Linked DNA regions of Homo sapiens: region 2 is linked to region 1. Evidence: chromatin loops called from intact Hi-C (ENCODE). Cell type or tissue: Caco-2. All regions are shown on one strand. Links, peaks and the distances in the headings refer to the core of each region. The heading gives the core; the rest is flanking DNA. Region 1 has its middle 14 kb from the start of MIR3141. Region 2 has its middle 39 kb from the start of HAND1.

What was found. Hi-C counts contacts between places; a loop is a spot of excess contacts. Peaks named below come from ENCODE experiments on the same cell type or tissue, not always from the same donor. Only the 100,000 strongest peaks of a DNase experiment are listed, where the experiment ranks them.
Region 2: it touches region 1 in a loop (9-fold over the local background); 33 of 110 quality-filtered maps call a loop at or near these places.

Annotation. Positions count from the first base shown.
Region 1 is chr5:154,607,833-154,612,213 of GRCh38, forward strand. No RefSeq gene overlaps it. Among named protein-coding and RNA genes, the nearest start is that of MIR3141, 14 kb to the left of the region's middle. RefSeq lists a silencer at 2,899-2,948 and an enhancer at 3,350-4,119. In Caco-2, for the core only: a CTCF peak has its summit at 2,671 (motif pointing left); a DNase peak (open chromatin) is centred at 2,689; H3K4me3 peaks cover 527 bases; H3K27me3 peaks cover 317 bases.
Region 2 is chr5:154,515,307-154,519,687 of GRCh38, forward strand. No RefSeq gene overlaps it. Among named protein-coding and RNA genes, the nearest start is that of HAND1, 39 kb to the left of the region's middle. RefSeq lists an enhancer at 4,013-4,381. In Caco-2, for the core only: no CTCF peak of the experiment used is centred there; a DNase peak (open chromatin) is centred at 2,005.

The DNA.
Region 1 (4,381 bases), core at 245-4,244:
TGCACCATTGCACTCCAGCCTGGGCAACAAGAGCAAAACTCTGTCTCAAAAAAAAAAAAAAAAAAAAAAACAATGTGTGGTTTGGAATGTCTGGTAGGCAGATGGAATCCTGGCCACCCAGGATCCTGTCCCCAACAGGGATGCTGCTTCATGCTAAGCCCTTTCCCTCTGCAGGTTGCCACCAGCCCGCCCATCTCCACCATGCCCTATGCTACCCTTCCTTGTGGCCTGAGCCTGGTGGTGGGAGCAGGTCTGCAAGGAGAAGGCACAACTGGATTTTTAGATGGATTGGGTGGTAGAATGAGTTCTGGGCTGGGGGATAAGAAATCCCAGCAGAAACCCTTCTGTTTTCTATATCCCTTTCAGGCTCTCAGAGCCTCAACTTCCTCATCTGTATACAGGGCTTATTCCCCTGATGGAAAATTAGAGATGGACACTTACCATGGAGCTAGTGAAGCTTAGGTCTCAGGGGACCTCATGTACACATGGCTCTTCTAAAGCCCTGCACCTAATTTTGTTTTCTCTTCCTTAAACAGGGGCCCATAAAATCCACACCAGGCCCTGACTGTAAGAGTGGCTATGAAAATGCCAAATGAGGGATAAAACCAGAGGGCTTTCACCTAGGGAACTCACCACCTCCAAAAGGGGAAGAGAGCCCTCCTAAGGTGCTCCTGGAGCTCCCCTCCTCACCAGCTTTGGTTTCTCCACTTTCCTACCGGATGAGTCCTGCCTCTTCCTGCCTGGGAGTTTATCAGCAGGGAGTGGCAGGGCCTGCTAATCAGGGGCTGCTCCAGGCCCCCGGGATTAACCCTGCAGACCCTGGGCCAGGGTCAGCAGCCCCGGCTACCAGTTATGCTCCCGGGTTCTCATCTGTGGATTAGATTGCTGGGGAGGGAGGAAGGGGAACTTTAGGGAGGGACTCACTGGCAGCCAGAGAGATTAAAACTAAATGAGAATACCTCACTCTCCTACTTAGAACCCTTCAGGGGGCTGCCTCTGCGTCTAAAATGAAACCCAGACCTTGCCCCACCCATCGGGCCCTGCCCTCCTCTTTGATCTCAGCCCTGGCTGTGGGGTGCTCCAGCTTCGCCTGCCTGCCTTCCTTCCCTTTCAGACCCCTTCCCTCCTCATTTGCTCTTGCCCTGAGACTTTGGCACTGGCTCTTCCTGTGCCTGGAAACTCCTTCCCAGATCTTCAAAAGGCACCTCCTGCAGGTCTCTTCTCAAACGTCACATCCCAGAGATGCCTTCCCTGGCCACATTTCTAAGGTCTTCCCCTACCCACCCCACTGTGCCACTCTCATTTTTCCCTGTTTAATTTTATAATCAGAGGCTGACATTCATATCTATTTTCTGCTATTCATCTGCCTCTCCCATGAAGAAGTGAGCTGAGATTCTCTCCTCAGCGCTTCAGACAGAGCCTGGTGCATAGAGGGGGGCTCAGTAGTAATTTGTGGAAGGAAAGGATGAGGGTGGTAGATCTGTGAAACCACCCTCCTGGGCTCTCGGCCAGGGTTGGGGTTGGGGGATAGAGGGTGGTTAAGCCAGGATCCCTGCCCAAGGAGCCATGTTCTTCCTATTGTGAGAGAGCAGATTGCGTAGGTGGGTTTGGAAAGAGAAGCAACACTGCTGGTTTCAGCTGCAAGCCCAGAGCTGGTTTGGACAAGGTGGTTCCCTGCCTGCCTGTGTTAGAACCCTCAGAAAACTTGTTACAGAGATGGCTGCTTGACCTGCCCCTCCGGTGGAAGGGAAGGCTTCCCAGAGGAGCTGGGCTGGGACATTGGTAATCAGGTACACCTGCCAGGGCAAGGAACTACAAGATCATGAGAAGACAACAGACGGTCTGGCTGTGGAGGGCTGGGAGCAGCAGGGCACCTCCTCTCCTCCCCAAGCCCAAGACTCCCAGGTGGGTTATGCTGAAGACCAGGGAGGCCCGAAATGGAGGAGCCTTGGGCTGGCTTCAGACCCCTGCTGGTCCTGCCAGCACCACCTGCGGCAGCAGGTGCAGGTCTGCCCTCAGCTCCTACCAAGCAGGGTCAGAGACCCCTCCTAGCATGCCTCCAGAACACTCTCAGGGAGACCGGGCCAACCCTCAGCCCTTCTTCCCCTTCCCTGCAGCAAGAGCCCTGTTTCGCGCACTCTGAACTGGGCTTGGGCCATGTTCCTGCCACACACAAACTGGGTGACCATAAGAAAGCTACTTACGGCCGAGTGCAGTGGCTCACGCCTGTAATCCCAGCACTTTGGGAGGCCGAGGTCGGGGGATCACAAGGTCAAGAGATAGAGACCATTTTGGCTAACATGGTGAAACCCCATCTCTACTAAAAATACAAAAATTAGCTCGGCATGGTGGCGGGCGCCTGTAGTCCCAGCTATTTGGGAGGCTGAGGCAGGAGAATCGCTTGAACCCGGGAGGCGGAGGTTGCAGTGAGCAGAGATCCCGCCACTGCACTCCAGCCTGGCGACAGAGCGAGAGTCCGTCTCCAAAGAAAAAAAAAAAAAAATCATCTCTAAGCCTAAGTTATGGGATAATAAACAAGACCATGGGAGGGTTGAACAACTTCATCGTGAAAGGCCCGAGCACATGGTCCTGAGCACGGCGAGACGCCTAAGTGCAACTGCGATGTTTGTCCTCTTTCCCCAGAACCCAAAGCGCCCGGGCCTGCGTAGCCCTGGCCTCCAGCGTCACCTGCTGGTCCAGTGGGAGAATGTCGCACCCTGCCGTCCTGGGGTGAAGGACTCCAGAGCCCCGAGTGCCAGCCTCAGCCCTGCCCCGACTCCCTCCCTGCAGCACGCGGGACGAGCCCCAACCCCAACCCCCGCCGCCGCGGGCCGGACCTTCGCATCCGTAACTTCGACACGGCAGTCTCCCTCTGCCCATTAGCATGGTTTGGAGGCTTCCAGAGAGCCGGGGGAGCCAGGAAATAAATCCCTTCTGTGAGGGACGGGACCGGCTCAGCCACGGCAGCTGGCCACGCTGCGTCCCCCGTGGAGGAGCTGTCACTGGGCGAGTGGACCCTGAGCCTGGGACCCAGTCCCTCGGGGTTCAAGACGAGTTCCAGGCTCGGCCTTGTTCCTCACCAAAGCAAAACCCACAGCTGCCTGCTCCACCACCGGGCGCCCACGGCGCAGGGCAGAGCAGGTGCTCCGATCCCCGTTTCACCTGCCGGGCGCACACACTCCCGGGCCCATACCCACGCCCACGCGCCCAGCAAGTTCCTGGGGTTTTTTGTTTTGTTTTGTTTTCTGGCTTCATTTGTTTAATGTTTCTCCCCTCAATCCTCCCCATCCCCTCACCGTCAGCTCCTGGAGGGAGGACAGAGCCTGGACTGCGTGCCCCATCCCCCGGATTCCAAGCACCTGGCACACGACTATGTGTTAAATAAATAAAATAAATAAATACTGTTTAAAAATGAAAATGAAATGTATTAAATTAATAAAATAGAACATTTCTAGCGACACACACAGGCACGCCAATCTCAGTCACACTCGCCCCAGGCACAGACACTGTCACTATGATTTGCCATCCCCGCCTCCCCACGCTGGAGAGCAGCGCCCTCACAGAAGGGCCGAGCCGCGGACGGGCCACACACCCGCGTGTACACACAGTCCGAGAACGCACACACGTACACACACACATGCGCAAGGCACGGCCTGGCCTTCAGGCACAGAGAGCCCATCCGGTTTCCCACTCAGCTCCCACAACTTCCCCCACACTTTGGTACTAAGGGCTCAGCTGGGTCCTTTTGAAGCCACCAAGGGAGGGAGTTGGGAAGGGCCCCAGTGACAAACAGTGGGGAGCAAGAATTTTACGAACTTAAGGGCTGTAAATTTCGGCCAGCAAATCCCCGCCCCTGTCCGTCCGCCCCGCCTTCCTTCTCACGAGGAGGGGGGCGTATCTTCCCACCCTCTGCTCATCCCCACCCTTCTCAAACTAATCAGCCAGTTCAAATGGTACCCTTCACCTATGATCACACCACTGTCATCAACGCCACCACCACTTAGATTGCCAGTGTTTGAATCCTAGCTCTGCTCTGAACAGTAAGTGCCCTTAGACAAGCGACCTCTGTGTCTTCCACTGCGAAATGGGAATAATAATAGTACTTACTCCTGGGAGAAGATGTGAGAATGAAGAGATAATGCACTAAAGCCCGGGGCCGCTATGCCTGGTCATTGTTAAATATTCATAAAATGGGAAGTATAGTTATTATAGGGTCTTTAAAATGATTATTCTTAGGATGCTATTTAAACTTAAAATAGCAGAGTTGGACAGGTTTTTAGAGACCTGTATTCCAGCTCTGTCTTTGTAAGCTGGAGAAAAAGAAGTCTAGAGAGTCGCTTGCTCAAAATCACACTGCCAGTCAGTGGTAGAACCACGTCAA
Region 2 (4,381 bases), core at 296-4,295, 92 kb before region 1:
TGTAATCCCAGCACTCTGGAAGGCCCAGGCGGGTGGATCACGAGGTTGTGAGTTCGAGACCAGCCTGGCCAAGATGGTGAAACCCCGTCTCTACTAAAAACACAACAATTAGCCGGGCGTGGCGGTGGGCACCTGTAATCCCAGCTACTCAGGAGGCTGAGGCAGAGAATTGCTTGAACCTGGGAGGCAGAGGTTGCGGTGAGCCAAGATTACGCCACTGCACTCTAGCCTGGGTGACAGAGCAAGACTCTGTCACAGAAAAAAAAAAGAAAAGAAAAAAAAAAAGAAAGTGAATACCCCTCTTAGTCACAGCCTCTAGGTTAGTGATTTCTAAACAGGGTTTCAGGGAGAGCAGGGGTTCCCCTCAGAGAACATTTGGCAATGTCTGGAGACATTTCTGGTTGTCACAGCTGGGGTTGGAGAGTGTGCTACTACTGTCATCTAACGGATACCTGCCAGGGGTTTCACAATGTTGGCCAGGTTGGTCTCGAACTCCTGACCTCATGTGATCTGCCTACCTTGGCCTCCCGAAGTGCTGGGATTACAGGCGTTAGCCACCAATCCCAGCCACAAGTGTGTATATTTTAAAAACCCAAATAGGCTCCAACTGCAGTTTTCTTTATTCCTTTTTAAATTTTTTTTATTTTATTTTTGAGACAGAGTCTCATTCTCTCACCCAGGCCTGGAGTGCAATGGCACAATCTCGGCTCCCTGAAACCTCCGCATCCCAGGTTCAAGCGATCCTCCTACCTCAGCCTCCAGAGTAGCTGGGACTACAGGCGCCTGCCACCACACCTGGCCCTCTTTATTCCTTTAATAACACTGGCAGTGACATTTCAAACACTTAGGAGCTTGCTGCTAGAATCATATTGCCTAAATTTATTTATTTATTTATTTATTTATTTATTTATTGAGATGGTGTTTCGCTCTTGTCGCCCAGGCTGGAGTGCAGTGGTGCAATCTTGGCTCACTGCAACCACGGCCTCCTGGGTTCAAGTTATTCTCCTGCCTCAGCCTCCCATGTAGCTGGCATTACAGGTACCCACCACCATGCCTGGCTAATTTTTGTATTTTTAGTAGAGGTGGGGTTTCGCCATGTTGGCCAAGCTGTTCTCGAACTCCTGACTTCGGGTGATCCTCCTGCCTCAGCCTCCCAAAGTGCTGGGATTACAGGCGTGAGCCACCGCACCCGGCCAGGTTGCCTAAATTTAAATGCTGGTATCACCACTTACTAGATGTATGGCCTAATCCCTCCATACCTCCATGTCTTCATCTGCAGAGTGGGGATGATTATAGTACTTACCACATGGCATCACATGGGATTAGTTATTTATTATGTGCGTTCCTTTGTATCTGGCTGGAGGTGGCAGCAGATCACTGTGCTCACTGCAGAGATGAGGACACTGAGACTCAGAGTCAGGCAGTGACTTGACACAGCCTGTCCAGTAAGTCAGTGGCACTTGGTGCTAGCTCAGGGCTCTCTCCAGTGTAAGCAGCACTTCTGATAAAGGTATGTTTTTTTTGGCCCGGTGTGGTGGTTCATGCCTGTAGTCCCAGCACTTTGGGAGGCTGAGGCAGGAGGATCGCTTGAGCCCAGGAGTTTGAGACCAGCCTGGGCAACATGGCAAAATCCTGTCTCTACAAAAAATTTAAGAATTAGCCAGGCGTGGTAACCCATGCCTGTAGTCCTAGCTGGTCAGGAAGTTGCGGCAGGAGGGTTGCTTGAGCCAGGAAGGTTGAGACTGCAGTGAGCCATGATGGTGCCACTGCGCTCCAGCCCAGTTGACGGAGCGAAAGCCTGCCTCAAAAAAAAAGTATATTTTTTGCTTATTTGTTTGCTTTATTCTGTTTTGTTTTGGGGAAAGATCCAGAAGACAGCAGGCCATCAGCTCTGTGCTACAGGGTAGCAGAGAGTTCTGCGTCAGGCCTCAGGGCATCTTGGCAGACACCTCCCTGTCCCCAGTTCCCAGTCTCCCTCCCCACTGTGGCTCAGCCTGGCTCTCCACTAGGCCGGGAGCAGGCTCTGCCTTATCTCCAGACGCCTGTTATCTGCACACCCATCTGTGGACAAATGGCCAGCCGGCTGGCTCCTGGGCACCCCTGCCTAGAGGGGAGTCCGCCTCTCAGGCCTGTGTCTGGCAATTTGGGCTGGAGCCCAAGGTGGGGGGTCTCCCAATGGAGGAGGCCCCGCTCAGCCCTACCCCTGGGGCTTTAAGCCCTAAAATGATGCTGCTTAGACATTCCATTCATGGGACAGGAATCCGGGCCAGGAAAACCATCCCATCCCACCATCCTTCCCTCACTTCGTTTCACATCAGGCTCTGTAAGGTGGGTAAGGGCCGCAATTGTCATTCCCATTGAGCAAATGGAGAAACTGAAGCTAAGTGAGGAGCTGTGTTGTGTTGCAGGTCACAGAGCAAAACAGCAGCCTTTCAGGGACTAGAACCTAGGCCCCTTAGCTCCCATCCTAGCCTCCAAGAAGGAGAACTCGCAGACCTCATGCTCCAGGCCCCACCCTGCCATAGATGCCAGGGGCAGGGGCACAGTCATGTCCATTCTTTGGGCCTTAGTTTCTTCACCTCTCAAGCAGAGATAAAAGTGGGTGACAGGGAGGAGCCTGTCCTTAGCTCCAGAAGGCCAGGGAAGCAGCAGGCAGAGTCGGGCAGGGCGTGAAGCACGTGGGGCTCTGGGCTCACCCTGCTGGGGCTCAAGTCCCACTTTCCCCGCTTATCTCAGTGTGACTTTGAGCAATCACTTGACCTCCCTCTCTGTGCATTGGTTTCCCCATATGAAAAAAACAGGGGAAGAACAACACGAGTCAACCTCCATGAAGTGCATAGCACGTAATGAGTGCTCATAAGTGTGAGTTACTGTTGTTTTTGTTCGCAGGAGAATATGGCGTAGTAATTACAGTATTGGGGTTGACGAACTGGCTGTGCTGTGTGACCTTGGGCAACTGACTTAACATCTCTGAGCCTCTGTTTTCTCATCTGTAAAACAGGGGCAGTGTGTCTTTGAGGCTCTAGTGAGGGTCTTGGCACAGATTGTGGCCCCATTGGCTGGGGTGAAGCTGGGAGCTGCCAGTGACCTGCAGGGAGGGGTGCCTGCCTGAAAGATGGAGACAGCCTGCAGGCCTTTGTTTACAGAGCCCATCTCTCCTCTGATGGATGCGGCCAGCAGAAGTCTGTTTGCAAGTTTCTCCTGGAAACATGAATCAAGGTCTGTTTGGAGAACACGTGCGCTCCTCTGTCAAACATTCCACCCGTGCTGGGGCCACAGAGCCTTGAGAGCAGAGTGGGTCCCAGATTGTCCCCAGAGATAGGGGATAGGCCAGGATACCCAGCCCCTCCGGCCAGGCTTCAGAGGGGACAGCCTGGGCTCCGAGACAGATGCCCTCCCTGGCCTCAAGGAGCTCTCTAGAAAGCAAGATAAGACCCGGACTCGACCAGAAAACAGGGAGAGATAAGGACCCATCTGCTTCCACTCTTGTCCCCTCTGATCCTCCACAGCAGCCCTGAGTGATCTTTTTAAAATGTAAATTTCATGGCTCACTCCTGCTCACAACCCTCTGTGACTTCTTTAGTAGTTGAATCAAAATCTGATTCCAGGCCGGGCTTGGTGGCTCACACCTGTTTAATACCAGCACTTTTGGAGGCTGAGGTGAGCTGATCACTTGAGGTCAGGAGTTCGAGACCTGCCTGGCCAACATGGGGAAACTCTGTCTCCACTGAAAATATAAAAATTAGCCAGGCATGGTGACAAATGCCTGTAGTCCCAGCTACACGGGAGGCTGAGGCAGGAGAATCACTTGAACTCATGAGGCAGAAATTGCAGTGAGCCGAAATCGTGCCACTGCACTCCAGCCTGGGTAACAGAGCGAGACTCCGTCTCAAAAAAAAATTTCAGATTCCTTAAACATGGTCTTGGAGGTCAAGTGGGATCTCACCCCTGCCTGCCAGTGGGACGCCAGCTCCCAGCCCCTCTCCCCTTGCCACACTGGTTTTCTTCCAGCTCCTCAAGCAAGCCTACCTCATGCCCTTCCCAGCCCTTCCCACAGGTGCTCCCTTCTCCCTGCCCCATCCAGGTGGCCCTTCTCACACTCAAGCTGAGCTTGGCCTCCCTGACCACCCCTTGTCACAGCACCTTACTCTTGCCTGGGTGGCCAACATCAAATTTGTAATGATGTGTGTATCTGTGTGTGTACACGCTCAGTCTCTGGGTGGGGCCAGGGTCACACATCAGTGCATGCTCAGCCCCTGGCACAATGCCTGCCACATAGAAGGCTCTGTACAAATATTTATTTAATGAATGAGTAACTGACCAGGAGGAGGACTGATCTTATTCTTGAGGTCAGTCTTATTATCTTATTATTCGGCTCACT